3 separate regions of the Homo sapiens genome follow, and regions 1 and 2 are each linked to region 3. A link is an interaction called in ENCODE POLR2A ChIA-PET data of the cell type or tissue named here. Cell type or tissue: MCF 10A. All regions are shown on one strand. Links, peaks and the distances in the headings refer to the core of each region. The heading gives the core; the rest is flanking DNA. Region 1 overlaps ASAP2 (ArfGAP with SH3 domain, ankyrin repeat and PH domain 2). Region 2 overlaps ASAP2 (ArfGAP with SH3 domain, ankyrin repeat and PH domain 2). Region 3 has its middle 27 kb from the start of ASAP2.

Evidence for each region. ChIA-PET counts read pairs that join two places held together with the same protein. Peaks named below come from ENCODE experiments on the same cell type or tissue, not always from the same donor. Only the 100,000 strongest peaks of a DNase experiment are listed, where the experiment ranks them.
Region 1: POLR2A ChIA-PET joins it to region 3 with 6 read pairs; 5 of 35 experiments call an interaction of 5 or more read pairs at or near these places.
Region 2: POLR2A ChIA-PET joins it to region 3 with 5 read pairs; 3 of 35 experiments call an interaction of 5 or more read pairs at or near these places.

What each region holds. Positions count from the first base shown.
Region 1 is chr2:9,377,684-9,383,223 of GRCh38, forward strand. ASAP2 (ArfGAP with SH3 domain, ankyrin repeat and PH domain 2) reads left to right here. Exons shown (of 28, transcript NM_003887.3): 19 at 1,261-1,376; 20 at 3,058-3,125. Among named protein-coding and RNA genes, the nearest start is that of ITGB1BP1, 43 kb to the right of the region's middle. RefSeq lists an enhancer at 1,045-1,629. In MCF 10A, for the core only: no CTCF peak of the experiment used is centred there; DNase peaks (open chromatin) are centred at 858, 3,268 and 3,808.
Region 2 is chr2:9,312,471-9,318,010 of GRCh38, forward strand. The region is part of intron 3 of ASAP2 (ArfGAP with SH3 domain, ankyrin repeat and PH domain 2); the gene reads left to right. Among named protein-coding and RNA genes, the nearest start is that of ITGB1BP1, 110 kb to the right of the region's middle. In MCF 10A, for the core only: no CTCF peak of the experiment used is centred there; DNase peaks (open chromatin) are centred at 1,181 and 3,221.
Region 3 is chr2:9,177,493-9,183,032 of GRCh38, forward strand. No RefSeq gene overlaps it. Among named protein-coding and RNA genes, the nearest start is that of ASAP2, 27 kb to the right of the region's middle. RefSeq lists an enhancer at 2,055-3,254. In MCF 10A, for the core only: no CTCF peak of the experiment used is centred there; DNase peaks (open chromatin) are centred at 1,889 and 2,519.

The DNA of each region.
Region 1 (5,540 bases), core at 315-5,314, 200 kb after region 3:
CAGAAATTGCTCCAAAGGAAATGGAAAATTCCAAAATGCAAAAGCCATGGGATAGTTTGCATTTTGTGTCCTCTGCTTTTTCCTCCCATTTCTGAGCAGAGGAGTGAAGAAATGGCCAGAAAGTAGGGGAGTGTGGGGTGGTCAACCCCAAGACCTGCAGCTTCTTCCTGAGGAGGCTGAGTTCACTGGACTCGTGGTGGAAGCTGCCCTGATGCCCCATCTCTGAGTGCCAGCCCGGCTCCTAGAACGCAGCAGGGGTTTCGTAAACATTTGGTTGATAGCTGCGTGATGCCTCTCCCTCCATGCACATTTTCAGGGGGCAGGAGAGGGAAGGTCCCAGTTTCTTTTTTTCCAGAGTGGAAGGAGGACAAAAGTGGGGGAGAATTCTGAAAATGAAACACACCCCCCGCTCCCCATGCCCACAATTTGGTGAAAAAGAAACTCCTTTTTTGATATTGAAAATGTAATTGGTTTCCTTCTCATGGAAGCAGCAGGTGCCACTTCCTGAGATCGCCTTTCTGTCTCCACTTTGTGCAGGGGCACAAAGCTCACTGCCCCTCCTCAGAATGTGACAGTGGCCATGTTTGCTAGGATTGAGGGCCTGTCCCATGTCTGCCAAGCCTGAGCACCTTTTGTGGGTGACCTGGTCTTGTGATATGTTGGAAGAACTTTTGAAAATCTCAAGATTCCCCTTTAGCCTGTTTTCAGAGGGTATTCCCAGGGCAAACAGGCCGAGGAGCCTGGGGACTCTGGGCTTTGGGAAAGTGACTTTTCCCTTTCCTGGAGGGAATATCAAATAATGATAGAGAAAAGCTCAGCCTCCGTCCTCCCGTGGGACAGGATGGATGAGTCACACAGGCATCCAGAGGCCCTGCATCCAGCACAGCTGGCCGGCCTAGCACAGCAGCCTCGGCGCAGCCAGTGGGACGTGAGAAGGACGCTGGGCTCTAGGTTCACCCCGGTAGTGCACTGCCCCACCTTGGCCCCACATGCTCAGCAACAACAGGGATGCCCCCCTCCCCTTTTGACCTCTTCTGCCATCATCGTGTTATTTCCCTGATGACCTTCTGCTAAGGCTTCCCCAGCCATGTAGGCAGGGACGGTGCCAGGTCCCACCACCTTGGCGATGATTTACAGAAACCGTTCACTCGGGGACTGTCTGCCTTTCCTGTGCCCGTAGCCCAGGCTCCCTGCCGGGCAGTCCCTGGTCGTCCAGCCTGTGACACACTATGCTCTCTCTCTGTTCCTGTTCTCGGGCAGTGGGAACCTGGATAAACAGACAGGGAAAGGCAGCACAGCCCTGCACTACTGCTGCCTGACCGACAATGCCGAGTGCCTCAAGTTGCTCCTGCGGGGGAAGGCCTCCATCGAGATAGGTGAGTGGGCCCGGGCCCCGGGGGTGGGCTCAGCTGCACCCTGGCCTCTGCCTCCTGTCTGCCATCCAAGCGCTGCTCTTGGAAACAGGGCCAACCCTGTGGGCTCTTGTTAGTGCCAAAGAGAAGGAGAACCTACCGCTAATGAGAAAGAGCCTCTCCCTGCCTGTTCCACGAGGCCGCATTCACCATCTGTTACTTAGACTTTGGGCGCGTTTACAGGCATTTTACAGATCATAAGACAAGCAAAGGGTGGGTCTTGCAGCTCTCACGGATGCCAGGTGAATTTGGACAAGGTTGGGGAATTTTGACCTGTTCACATACCCTGAGTCTACTCACCCCCACCTGAGGCCACACTTGGCCCCTTTCTTGGCTCTGGGTTTAGACGGATTACAGGGGGAGATGCTGTTTACTGCCCTCTCCTTTCATTTGCACCACTGCTTCCTCCATGAAGGGCCCTGGTTGTTACTTGGCCCCGGTCCCTCCCTCTCTCGAGGACCCCGACATGCCAACAGCCAAGGCACAGTTGTGCCTTGAGAGCATCCAGCTGTTGTCCCCTCAGGAGGAAGTATTTTTGAAGGACTGTTAAATAAAGAGGAAAGAATAGAAAAAAGACACACATCTGCCTGAGAGCCGTGCTTATCATTAAAAAACTAATAATCAGACCTCATTGACTGAGGCTTATTTAGAAGAAATTATAGGCCGGGTGCAGTGGCTCACGAGGTCAAGAGATCGAGACCATCTGGCCAACATGGTGAAACCCTGTCTCCACTAAAAATACAAAAATTAGCCGGGTATGGTGGCGCGCACCTGTAGGCCCAGCTACTTGGGAGGCTGAGGCAGGAGAATCACTTGAACCCGGGAGGCGGAGGTTGCAGTGAGCTGAGATTGCACCATTGCACTCCAGCCTGGCAACAGAGCAAGACTCCATCTCAAAAAAAAAAAAATAAATAAAGTATATACTTTCAGGGTTTATAGACTGCTTGAGAGAAGGTTTAAAAGTTTGTTATATTGCAGTGCATGGAAATAGGTGAGCAGTGCTTTTCGTTAGAGGTTTATGATGAATCGCTTTATTCAATGAGTTACAGTTTGGATGTGGATTTTAATTAGGTGGCTGCTTCAACAGTTTTTGTTTTTGTTTTTGTTTTTTGTTTTTTTTGAGGCAGAGTCTCGCTCTGTCACCAAGGCTAGAGTGCAGTGGCACAATCTCGGCTCACTGCAACCTCTGCCTCCCAGGTTCAAGCGATTCTTCTGCCTCAGCCTCCTGAGTAGCTGGGACCACAGGCATGTGCCACCACGCCTGGCTAATCTTTATATTTTTAGTAGAGACGGGGTTTCACCATGTTGGCCAGGCTGGTCTCGAACTCCTGACCTCAAATGATCCACCCACCTCTGCCTCCCAAAGTGCTGGGATTACAGGCGTGAGCCACTGCGCCTGGCCAGTTTTAGTTTCTTGATTAGTTCAAACTTCATCTTTTAAAGTTTTACCTTCTGTATTTAGCTGTAGTTCTATACAATTACAAGATACATTCAGCCTCGACTAGGTCAAACTCACTGTGGATTTCATTAACCAGGCCCAATTTAATTTAGTGCTGCCTTTCTGTTCCTTTTAAAAATTGTCCTGGATGTCAGGCCTTTGCTGGGTTTTGCCTTAACGCCTCCTTTGCTCGCCCTTGAATTTTAGCAAACGAGTCAGGAGAGACTCCGCTGGACATTGCCAAGCGCCTCAAGCACGAGCACTGTGAGGAGCTGGTGAGTCTCCCACCACAAGGACGGGGTGGGGCACCTGTCACGGGACAGGGAGCCAAGCCTGTCCTCCTTGGGCAGGGTTTGCTGTGAACCAGTGTCCTGAGCAGAGCTCAGTGTTTCTGATGGGATGAGCCGAGAATCAGCCTGCCTTGGAGAAGGTATGCTAGGGAGTCTACAGGGAAACCTAGGGGGACCCACCCCTCGCAGTGAGACTTGGGGTGTGAGTCAGTGTTTGCTGGTTGGCCGTGTTGGTAACATCACTGCTGTGGTGGGACAACTGGAACAGAGGCCCGAGGCCACCACAAGGGCCTGCTCTCTGGCCTCCGTAAGCTGTTTACTTGCTACTTTGCAGGACATCAAGGCCAACCTCCTTTCTTTGTTCCTCAGCCCCAGATCATGTGGGTTGCTCAATACCATCTTTTCCTGTTCTGGAAGAAAAGACAATGTAGACAGTAGAAAGAGCCCACCAGGCCAGGCAGCCCTGGCCTTGCCGGGGGCTCCCCAGCTTGGCTTGGGAAGGAAACTCTCTTAGGCTGTTTCCTTATTTCTACAGTGCAGTCAGTTATACCAGTATATAAGGTTGTTGTGAGAATTATTATCAAATGCTGTAAAGCAGTTGACACACAGCGCTCAGTAAATAGATTAAGGCCAGGCACAGTGACTCACGCCTTGTAATCCCAAAGCTTTGGGAGGCTAAGGCAGGGGATGATGGCTTGAGGCCAGGAATTCGAGATCAGCCTGGCAACATAGTGAGACTCTGTCTCTGCAAATGATTTAAAAACTAGCAACGCATGGTGGAGCATGCCTGTAGCCCCAGTTACCCAGGAGGCTAAGGTAGGAGGATCACTTTGAGACCAGGAGTTCAAAGCTACAGTGAGCCATAATGGTGTCACTGCACTCCAGCCTGGGCAACAGAGCAACACGCCATCTCCACAAAAACGTTTCGAATTAGCTGGGTGTGGTGGCACGCACCTGCAGTCCCAGCTACTGGGGAAGTTGAGGTGGGAGAATGGACTTGAGCTTAGGAGTTCAAGACTACAGTGAGCCATGATTATGCCAATGCGCACCAGCCTGGGGGAGAAAAAAAAGAACTATTAATAATAAATGCTATACAAGTGTAAGATAAGTAACAGGTCCTCTTTCTAAGCACTGTACATCCACGAGCTCATTTAATCTTTTTTTTTTTTTTTTTTTTTGAGATGGAGTCTTACTCTGTCACCCAGGCTGGAGTGCAGTGACATGATCTCTGTTCACTGCAACCTCCGCCTCCCAGGTTTAAGCAATTCTTCTGCCTCAGCCTCCTGAGTAACTCGGATTACAGGCACCTGCCACCACGCCCAGCTAATTTTTATATTTTTAATAGAGACGGGGTTTCACCATATTGGTCAGGCTGGTCTTGAACTCCTGACCTCAAGCAATCCACCCGCCTTGGCCTCCCAAAGTGCTGGGATTATAGGCGTGAGCCACCACACCTGACCTGTCTCATTTAATCTTCATAGCTACCTTATGACATAGTTTCTGCTGTTGTCCTCATTTTACAGATGAGGACACAGGCACAGGAAAGTTAAGTGACTTGGCCAGGGTCATGTAGCTACTATCTGGTTATGGGGGAAATTAAGCCCTGAGGTCCTGAGACACCCATAGTGTGTAACGAATTAACTTCTCTTCTGCACATGTAGAACGGAACTAGCTATCTACCTTCCTTGAGAGAACTGAGAAAATAGCCACACAGATCATTTTCTACAGCGTTTAATTCTCTCATCCTGGTTGAAAAGGCTGGGTTTACAGTGAATGAGCACATTCATTCTCCTGGGGTTGAGCTTTCTCCCATATGGAGTATGGATACTTGCAGGCTGATCAGCATCCTTTAGATCTCAAATATCCTTTGCCTGTTGTTTTGGGGAAAACTCTAGCCCTGTTTTTTCTGTACGGTTACACTGTTGTCACAACAAGCAATACAGAAGCAGACTGCTGTGACCAAAGGTGTGGGGTTCTCCCCCGACCCCATACACCAATTGTAGTCGCCTGACAGGTTCTTCTTGCCTGCTGCATAGATTAAACCCAATTCATGAGACAGTGTGATTGCAGCAGAGAAAGAGTTTAATTATGGCAAGCTGGCTGAGCGGTGGGAGGACAGGAATTATTACTCAACTGTGTCCCCACAAAGGCTCAGAGGTTAGGGTTTTTCAAGGATGGTTGGATGGGCAAGAGGGCTAGGAAATGGGTGCTGCTGATTGGTTGGGAGTGAAATCATAAGAGTATGAGAAACAGCCCTTGTCCACTGCATATCATCTCGGGGGGGCCACGGGACTGTTTGAGTCATGAGTCAGGTTCAGTGGAGTCAGTTGGTCACCAGGATGCAAAAGTCTGAAAAAATATCTCAAAAGATCAGTCTTAGGATATGTTATCTATAGGATC
Region 2 (5,540 bases), core at 215-5,214, 140 kb after region 3:
CACCTCACGATGCCCCATCTTTTGAAGGTCTGTCTCACATCCACTGCTTAACAGAGATTTCCCTGGTATCCAGGCTAGAAATAATGTTCTCTTCATGGAAGTTCCATGATGTCTCAGTCCTGGCTCCTCTGGTATCTAGGCTAGAAATAATGTGTTTTCCTTGAAGTTCCATGGTGTCTCATTCCTGGCTCTCAGAGTTTCCACTTGGTAGTTTACTTACCTAAACATGGGGCGTGTCTCCCCATTCACCCGAGGGGAGAGGCTGTCTGAGGACTGAGGTCCTCACTAGCTTGTTTTTGTTTCCTAACTCATCCGTACACCCCCCTCTCCTGCCACCACTGCGGCCACATGTGGCTCCTTTACAGTGGTCATCAGAGCTGTCCTTGCAGCCTGGCCAACATGATGAAACCCCGTCTCTACTAATAATACAAAAATTAGCTGGGCATGGCATGGTGGCGTGTGCCTGTAATCCCAGCTACCTGGGAGGCTGAGGCAGAGGAATCACTTGAACCTGGGAGGTGGAGGTTGCAGTGAGCCAAGATCGTGCCACTGCACACCCGCCTGGGCAACAGAGTGAAACTGTGTCTTAAAAAATAAAAAAAAAAGCTGCAATTGGTTGTTGAGTGTCTCATTGCCCACTAGGCTGCGGGCCCTGTTCCCAGCATCCAGAGGTCACACTCACTGCTGAAATGAACGAAGAACGAAAGCAAGCCGACCAAGTGGGTCTGCATGTCCGTGGAGTGTTCACTCTTCTCCACTTGAATGTTTTTGCTGTAGGTCCCAAAGCATAGTTGATCTCTTCTCACCCTAATCTATTATTAACAGCACCTAAGTTCTTATTGGAATTAAATAACGAATAATCTCAAAATAGATGGATAAACCAAATTGTGATGAATTTCTTTTTCTCTGCTGCAGAGAATCTTGTTTTTCCCACTCACTCGTGTACATTCATGTTCATGTGTGTACTCCCGCTTCATGAAAAACCTAAGATTCTCTTTAGAAATGTGAATTTTAACTTGTGGACACTTTTAACTTTCTTCCCCACAACCCACCTTATCACTGGATGGTTCTGGTGCCTTTGGCGCTGCCCCCGCCAGCTGCCGGACAGCGACTCTAATCCTCCCTGTAGGCTGCCTTCTTTCTTGCACGTGCCTTGTTCTAGACCGCACAGCATTGGCTCCCAGCCAGGCAGGGTTCAGGACCAAATTGACCTGCGCCGGTGACTCTGATTGTGGTTTTGTATGATCGTGTAGATGAGTGGGCAGTGAGCATCTCAGGGGTTAGTAACTGGGACAGTTACCCTTCCTTCTTCCCAAGCCCAGGCCAGCTGGCCTGACCACCTAAAACCTAAGTCACTGTTTTCTCACCTTTCATCAATGAGGAGCCATTAGTATCTGTGCAGTGTAAAATATGCTACTATGTGGTATTCTTAGAATTTTACATTCTTGGTGTGTATGTACATAATTCTTCCTCTGAAAGGGCAGGCATCGTGTTTCATTTACCTTTGTAAATTTATTTTATTTTATTTTTGAGACAAAAGTCTCGCTCTGTTACCTAGGCTGGAGTGCAGTGGTGTCATCTTGGCTCACTGCAACCTCCGCCTCCTGGATTCAAGTGATTCTCCTGCCTCAGCCTCCCGAGTAGCTAGGATTACAGGCGTGCGCCACCTCGCCTGGCTCATTTTTGTATTTTTAATAGAGATGGGGTTTTGCCGTGTTGGTCAGGCTGGTCTCGAACTCCTGACCTCAGGTGATCTGCCTGCCTCGGCCTCCCAAAGTGCTGGAATTACAGGCATGAGCCACCACACTCAGCCTCCTTTGTAAATTTACCTACTGTTGCTGTATGCAAAATAGGTGCTCAATAAATCACTTGAATGAATGAATTCACACATGCATTTGCTATATTATGTTTGGTTTAAGGTGTTAATAGAACTAACATTTTATCTGAAGCCCCTGTAGATTCTGTCTTTCACATATTCGATGCCCAAAAAAATATTTCAGTATACTGATTTCTTCCATCAATAATTTTTAAGCCTCTATTCTAGGCCAAGCCCCATGCTAAGAGCTCTGGTAAATATAAAATACAATAAAGGTGGATGCTACCCTTTAGAACTTAGTGTGTGAGATCACTAAGATGAACACGAGAAGAGCCTGCCAAGTGCCTTAAAACATTTAGAAAAGGGGCTGGGTGTAGTGGCTCATACCTGTAATCCCAGGTCTTTGGGAGGCCGAGGCAGGTGGATCACTTGAGGTCAGGAGTTTGAGACCAGCCTGACCAACATGGTGAAACCCCGTCTCTACTAAAAATACAAAAAGCCAGGCATGGTTGTGGGTGCTTGTAATCCCAGCAACTCGGGAGGCTGAGGCGGGAGGATCACTTGAACCTGGAAAGCAGAGGTTGCGGTGAGCCGAGATCACGCCACTGCACTCCAGCCTGGGTGAGACTCCATCTCAAAAAAAAAAAAAAAAAAAAATAGAAAAGAAAATATTGGAGGATCTGGGGGAGGGAGGGATCACATTCTGCTGGGGTTGCTTAGTAGAGAAGGTGGCGTTTGAGTAACTCCTGATGGATGAGAAGGCTTTGAACAGCAGGGATAGGGAAGACGTTTCCGTCGAATAGAACAAATTGAGCACATGCGTAGAATCAGGGAAGGAGAGAGTTCAGTTTGGAGAAATATGAAGATGAAACATGGAAAATAAGGATGGATTGTGGAGAGTGTGAAATGCAGGAATAAGTAGTTTAGTCTTTATTAGGGACACAACCCCAGACAAGCCTGCCATAGCCCTGAAGCGGGGAGTGGGGCAGGCAGAGACTAGGAAGCGGCAGCAGGGAGCAGGGGAAGCCATAGCCTTAGTCCTGAGAAGGAGCAGTGAGGCGCAGCCAAGGCAGTGGACGTGAGAATGGCATGGAGGGAATGTTGGAAGACGGGTCTGCGTATGTAGGGTTAAGACCTGGAATTTGTTGAGAAGCGTGCCGCACGGCTGGGTGGCAGCACTGGGGTCAGAGATGACTCTTGGGTGTCAAGCAAGTGAGGAGGGTGGGAGAGAGGGCTTTGTAGGAAGGAAGAGCATTGGAGGAAGGAGAGCTGGCTGCATACTTGGGGCTGCCTGCAAGTAGAGGGAAATGTGGCCCTGGAGGCGGGAACTGTGACGGGAGTTTCATTCCTCACTCACCTGTCTGGCTGCCAGGACTGTCAATGACAGTGGAAATCTAGGCGTGCTTGCTGTCGTAGGTTACTCATCAGCACGGCCTTCTGTTTGTCCTTGTTCCTTCCAGTCGTTCCTAAGACCGCACCTTAAACTGCGCTTTTCAGCATTTAAAAATTTAATGCTTAAGGCTGATCTTAGCAAGACATAGCTGATGACATTGTACCTTGGAGGAAGGCCAGGTACGTGAGAAATGTTGAGTTGTTTAATCCTAGGGCAAAAGTTCCCCAAAAAAGTTTATTTCTGAAATGACAGTCATTAATTGATCATTTATTTAGCAGAATTGGCTGTGGATGCAGACGTTATTATACACCTTACCAGTGTTTTCCAAGTACATTTCTGTTTCTAATGTAAAATTTAGTCCAGGCGTGGTGGCTCATGCCTGTAATCCCAGCACTTTGAGAGGCCGAGGAGGGCAGATTGCTTAAGTCTAGGAGTTCAAGACTAGCCTGAGCAACACAGTGAAACCCTGTCTACAAAAACTACAAAAAAAAAATTAGCCAAGCATGTTGGCCCGTGCCTATAGTCCCAGCTACTCAGGAGGCTAAGGTGGGAGGATCGCCTGAGCTCAAGAAGTTGAGGCTGAAGTGCCCTCCAACCTGGGCGACACAGTGAGACCCTGTTTCAAAAAAAAAGAAAAAAAAATTAGTACACTGAATGGTGTATAGAAATCGGATGCCATATTGCTTTAAAAGTGGTGCCATTTTATCTTCCTATTTAAGATAATTATACTAAAAATAAAACTTTCCTTTGCTTGATGGTATGAATGAATACATAAGGTCCCAAGTCCCTCTTCTCGTCCTTCTCCTTCTCTGGGCCTGTAATCTAGAAGCCCAGAGTGTCACAGAAGCCACAGGGGCCCAGCAGTGGGAACTGGCCCTTGGGTTGATTCAGGGGAGTGGTCCAAGCCTGGGAAGTGCGAAAGTGGGTTTCGAGCTCGTTTTCCACTTGAGGGAGGGAATCTTTTCAGGCTCAGGGCTCTGAGTCCGTACTTGAAGGCTCTTCCTGACTGAAGTTTCGCATCTTGAGTTGACTCGCATTTGAACTGCTGTCACGGAGACTTGCTTGCTCCTCGTGTACCTGTTGGTTAGGAGGCTTCCATTCCACCCAATTTAATCCATGCGGACGGTGTGTGTCCCCACTCTCCTGCCTTCTTGCTTCAGGGAGAAGAATGGGGGCACCAAGGCTCTTGCCCTTCCTGTTCCCTTTTATCTCCTTTGCCTAGCAACACCCCCCCAACACACACCCCCTCACAATCACACCCTCACTCTCACACCCTCCCACACACCCCCCGTCACACCCTCTCATGTCCACTCTCATACACTCTCACAACCACACTCACACAACATGCAATCATTCCCAATCACTCACATCCACACTCCACACAACCACACAAAATCACATCCACACACACACTCAACCACACTCATACCCCACGCAATCACAACCACACAACACACATCCCAATCACACCCACTCACATCCACACTCTCACCACACTCAACACACACCCCACGCAATCACACCCACTCACATCCACACTCACACAATCACACAACCACACTCATACACACCCCGTGCATCACACACACTCATATCCACACCCTCACACCCTCACAATCACAGCCCCCCACATCCACTCACACAATCATATCTTCACTCACACACACCCTCACACAATCATTCACATTCACCCCCAACTCACATCCACACACACACCCTCAAACACACACATGCTCCCTCACACACCTACACATACTCACATTCTCACACACACATGTGCATTCACCTTATACTCAGTCACTTACACCCTTACACACCCACTTACACCCCCACAATCACACCCCACACTCAAATCCACACAATCTCTCACATCCACAATCACACTCTCACACACCCACACACCCGTACACAATCACATTCACGCACTCACATCCACAATCACACCCACACACACCCATACACACATTTACACACTTACACAATCACTCACATCCATAATCACATCCTGAAACCCTCACACGCCCACACACACCCATACACAATCACATTCACACTCACATCCACACTCACACTCACATCCGTACACAATCACACCCTCACACACCCATACACAATCGCATTCACACACTCACACAATCACACCCTTAGTCCCTTAACATGCTCCCTCACACACCTACACGATCACTCATACCCACATTCACTCACATACACCCTCATGTGCATTCACTCTTATACTCAAGCACAGTCACACCTTTACACACCCACAACACCCTCACTCAGTCGTACACACTCATTGACACACACTCTCCGTCCCCAACACACACACGTCTT
Region 3 (5,540 bases), core at 184-5,183:
GTCTGGCAAATGTTAATGGATTCTCACTGCTTTTTCTCATCTTATGCTTATGTTTTTATCCTGAAGCAATGGGAAATGGATGGAGGGTTTTAAGGAGATTCAGAGTCACATAAGAATTCAGGGAGCTACCCCGGCCGGGTGCAGTGGCTCACGCCTGTAATCCCAGCACTTTGGGAGGCCAAGGTGGGTGGATCACGAGGTCAGGAGTTCAAGACCAGCCTGACCAACGTGGTGAAACCCCGTCTCTACTAAAAATACAAAAATTAGCCAGGTGCGGTGGCACGTGCCTGTAATCCCAGCTACTCAGGAGGCTGAGGCAGGAGAATCGCTTGAACCCGGGAAGCAGAGGTTGCAGTGAGCCGAGATCACGCCACTGTACTCCAGCCTGGGTGACAGAGCGAGACTCTATCTCAAAAAAAAAAAAAAAAAAAAAAAAAAAAAGAATGTAGGGAGCTAACTCTTGTAACCAAGTTGAGGATGGATTGAAATCGGATGAGAATGAGGAGCTCTGTTGAAAGTCCCGAGTAGTAACTCAGGAAAGCGACAATGGGACTTACTGACTGATTGACAATGACAGGTAACGTGCTGAGCATTTACTATGAGCATTTATTATGTGGGTTAGTGCTGTTGACAAAAAGAGTGAAACTCTGTGAAATATTTGAAGAGATTTATTCTGAGCTAATCTCAGTGAACAATGCCCATGACACAGCCCTCAAGAGGTGCTGAGAACACATGCCTAAGGTGGCTGGATTACAACTTGGTTTTATACATTTTAGGGAGACATAGGCATCAGTCAGTACATGTAAGATGTACACTGGTTCAATTCGAAAAGGCAAGTTATTGTCCAAAGACCTAGAATCAATAGAAAGGAATGTCTGGGTTAAGATAAGGGGTTGTGGAGACCAAGTTCCCATTATGCAGAGGCAGCCTCCAGGGAGCAGGCTTTAGAGGGACTAGATTGTAAATGTTTCTTATCAGACTTAGAGTGTGTTCTATCAGTAATTCCAAAAGGGAGGAGGGTGTAATGAGGCATATCCAGCCCCACATTCCTGTCACAGCCTGAACTGGTTTTTCAGGTTGACTTTGGAAGGCCCCTGGCTGACAGGAGGGGCTCATTCAGAGAGTTATGGGGCTTAGAATTTAGAGTTTTCTTTTTGGTTTACAGCACTTTACTTAATCTAATTCTCACAGCAACCCTATGAGGTAGCTGAAACTGATGCAGAGAAGTGAAGTAACCTCCCCAGTTGCTAGAGAGGAAGTGGCATGTACCCAAATCCAACTCTGTGCACTTCACCCCATGTTCCAGCCCCCAGTGTGTGGCTGTGTGTGGACAGGTGACAGGTGCACCCGGGAGTTGAGGGAGGGGAGTCTGCTCCCAGACAGGTTGGGTTTGGGGTGCTGAGGGGAGAAGGTGTCAGGGCTCAGGGGACCTGTGGGACTTCACTCCCTGCTCTTCTCCTCCCAGGCCCCTGGCCTCAGGTTCCTGCCTCATGCTGATGACTTTGGGATTGAGTGGGACAGTTGGAGGGTTGCCTTCAGGAAGAGAAATGATGCTGGCCTGGCTTTTGAGCTCCTTATGAAACACAGCAGTGAACCAGTCTAGGAAACCGCACTGTGTTCCACCAGACTGAACAAGCAGAAAGGGCCTTGGACCCGCCTCCCCGGCACACCCGTGGGATGGCTGTCTACATCTGCATGCAAATGATTCTGATACGTTCTGACAAATAATATTTACATTTGGAATCCAGCTGTCAAGAGAGAACAGCTGCCATCAGGTGCTTAAGGCACCTCTAAGGCATGTTTTCAGATTTTAAAAAAAACCACGTGAGCCCACACTGTTTAAACTGTATCCCCACGGAAGTTGCAAACTGAAGCTTCTTTGTTCCTGCCAAATGACTCATGGACGCCCTTTAAAAGAGAACGAAACAGACGTGTTTTGATGGGGAAAATACATAAAAAATGCAGTGCATTTTTCCAAGCAGCCATCAGACCATCTAATTCAGGCCAACGAGGGCAAAGCTGCGAAGCTCTTCGGCTGACCTTCTCCATGAGGACCTTGTCCCAGACAGGGGCCCCCTGGAAAGGGACGTACTGACCAAGGCAGGAAAGAGAAGGCCAATTTTCCCAAGACGATTAATCTTACTGAGGTTCCATTTGAAAACAGCCTTCGTGTTCTTCTAGTATGTTGTTTTTCTGAGGAAATCATTTTCAGAAGCATGTGATGTAATCATCTTAAGAAGATAAGCGTTCATTTACATAGCATTTATTCTGTGCTAAACATAGTAAGTAATTCCTTGATGAAGAACCCAGACACAGAGATAGTAAGTAACTTGCCCAAGTCCACACAGCTAGCAAGTGCCTAGCTGGGGTGCAAACCAGGTAGTCTGGCCACAGAGTCTGGGCTCCGCGTGGTGGAAAAAGCACCTCCCGTGTTGGAATCTGTGTGCCCTTGGACAAGTCCCATATCCTTCCTGAGTCACTAATGCCTCCCCAGCACTGTTGTGGGAGGATTAGTCACTGGGGCAGGCCCTCAATAAACATGAGCTGGATCTGAGTCCCAGGGGAGTGCCACACAACTTCCATGGGCCTCCCCTGACCCTCCCAGGCTTCAGGAAGCTCTTCCACCTCTGCAATGTTGGGTGGAGTAGCAAAAAAAGGCACGCAAGGATCCAGCAGGCCTGTAGGACATGGCGGTTTATTGTGAAAATGGTCTGAATTGATATTGGTAGTGCCTCCACCCCTACACATACACACATACATGGGTTCCTAATACACATGTACACAACACACAACACACAACTAACCAACGAGAATCCATCAGCATTGAACCGCAGGCAGCACACTGGCAGGTGCCTGGAGCGGTTACAGTTGTTACTAATTTCTTGGTGCTTACACTGCGTTGGCTTTGTAACCCCAGGGCCTGGCTCTGTGTCCTGGGGATGCACACATTTCCTCGCAGCTAGGCCAGTTTGCATCAACCCTGCACCACTTCTCTTCATTCTCTACAAATTGGAGAAACCCCATGTTGTTGATAAGAAGGAACCAACGACAAAGTTATAACAGTGAAAGACACAGGAAACAGCTCTCTGGTGCAGGTTCCCAATTTCAGGCATAACAGAAAGTTATTCAGGGCAGCAGCCCTGATGTTCTTGAACTCTGGCTTCTCAAAAGGAAGGACATAATTTTCACTGGGTGGAGGGCTGGGGTTACCTGAAAATAGCTCTCTTGCAGGATGGAAGTTCCTGACCAATTCTACTTCCATAAGGCACTGTCAAACACCTCCCTTCGCCCACCTCCAGATTCCAGATTGAGCAGTCCTAGCCTTAGCCCTGAACACCCACCAGGACCCATTGTGGCTGCCACAAATGGACCCACCCTGCTCATACAAACACGTGGGGACTGCAGAAAAATCAGGACCCAAGGATTGACCTCACACTCCTATCAGTTGCTCCCACTCCTCCCCATCATCTCTGCTTCTTCACCTCCCACTTGACTTTGCCTAGCTCCAGATCTTGCCTCAGGCATAGATATGGTTTGTCTGTGTCCCCACCCAAATCTCACCTTGAATTGTAATAACCTCCACGTGTCAAGGGTGGGGCCAGGTGGAGATAATCGAATCATGGGGATGGCTTCCCCATACTGTTTTCATGGTAATGAATGTCTTATGAGATCTGATGGTTTTATAAAGGGCAGTTCCCCTGCACACACCCTCTTGCCTGCCACCATGTAAAACATGCCTTAGCTTCTCCTCTGCCTTCTTCATCATTGTGAGGCTTCCCCAGCCATGTGGAACTGTGAGTCCATTAAACCTCTTTCCTTTATAAATTACCCATTCTCAGGTGTCTTTATTAGCAGCATGAGAACAGACACCCTAGGATGTGGCAGCCTGCTACAAACCCACTGGCTCAATGGACCCCCTTCCCGATATTTACGCTTCTTAGTTATGCAAGCCAATAAATTCCCTTTATGGTGGTTGAGGTCTTTAGAATTGGGTTTTTAATTTCTCAAAATGCAAGAACCCTGACTAATACAGAGGTATTTGATAAAGTAAATTGAAAGAGAAGCTCAGCAGTCCATGCATTGACTTAGCAGGAAGAGGGGAGCCCTGGAAGGCTTGAATAGACAGGTGGCATCCTTTGATGTATCTGATCAGCCAGTACCCATTTGACGAGTATGGACATCTGCATGGGGCTGGATCATGGGTGTCCACCAGTAAACATCACACTGCGTGACCCCTGCTCCTGAGAAACCCACCGTCAAATTTCATTCAGTAAATTATTTTTGACGGCTGATTATGTATACAACACTGTTAAATTCTAGTTAACATAAGGCGCTTAATTCAAGATAGTGGCGAAAATCATGTTGTTGGAAGGTAGAGTCGGCTGTGCTGGTGTACAGGTGTCCCAGGTAGATGGTACTGAGGTGGGGACAGCTTTCAGGGGTGGCTGGGAGAGACCAGCTGTGAGACGGGGCTGAGCTGAGCAGGAAAATAGGACAGGAAAGTGAGGGCATCCTGGAGGATCAGCCTGAAAGGAAGATGAGGGAAGAGGTGACCGATTGGATGTGGAGCAGAGGGAAGGGAGGGAACAATTTAAGGACATCTTGAAGGGGGCACCTTGAGCAGCAATGGGGATGCCAGGAGAGAAGTGGGTTGAGGGGTGGAGAGGAGGAGGTGAGTTTAGCTTAGACACGTCGAGTTCAGACATTGGTTTAAAAAGTAGTAAGCAATGCCACTGTGTTCACAAGTTGTTGCTTAGGAGGGATGGTGTTTAGGACAGTGGTTCAGATCCAGAAGACTGGATTTGAGTCCCAATTCTGCTTTTTTTTTTTTTTTTTTTTTCTGATACAGGGTCTTGCTCTGTTGCCCAGGCTGGAGTGCAGTGGCTCAATCATGGCTCACTGTAGCGTCAACCTCCAGGGCTCAAGTGATCCTCCCACCTCAGGATCTCTGGTAGCTAGGACCAGAGGTGCACAGCATCATGCCCAGCTAACTTTTTGTACTTTTTTGTATACATGGCATTTTGCTATGTTGCCAAGGCTGGTCTAAAATGCCTAGACTTGAGCTATTCACCCCTCTGCAGCCTCCCAAAGCACTGGGGTTATAGGCATGAGCCCCCGTGCCCGGCTCCAGCCCTGCTCTTTCTGTGCTCTGTGGTGCTGAGCGCATCACTTCACCTTTCTGAATTTCAGAGGGGATAACAAGGCACTCCTTCCTTGGCTTAACTCACAAGATGACCAAGTGAAGTTTTGTAAACCATAACATGTCACGTACATGTTGGTTATTACAGCTGAGATAAAAATTGACAAACTGTAAAAGCATTAAAGCAAACAAATGAGAAAAAAAAAACTCTGTGTTAGCTGGACACAGTGGCTCACACCTGCAATCCCAGCACTTTGGGAGGCCAAGGCAGGTGGATTGTTTGAGGCCAGGAGTTCAAGACCAGCCTGGGCAACATGGCAAAACCCCATCTCTACTAAAAAATACAAAAGAAGATTAGACAGGTGATATGGTTTGTCTGTGTCCCCACCCAAATCGCATC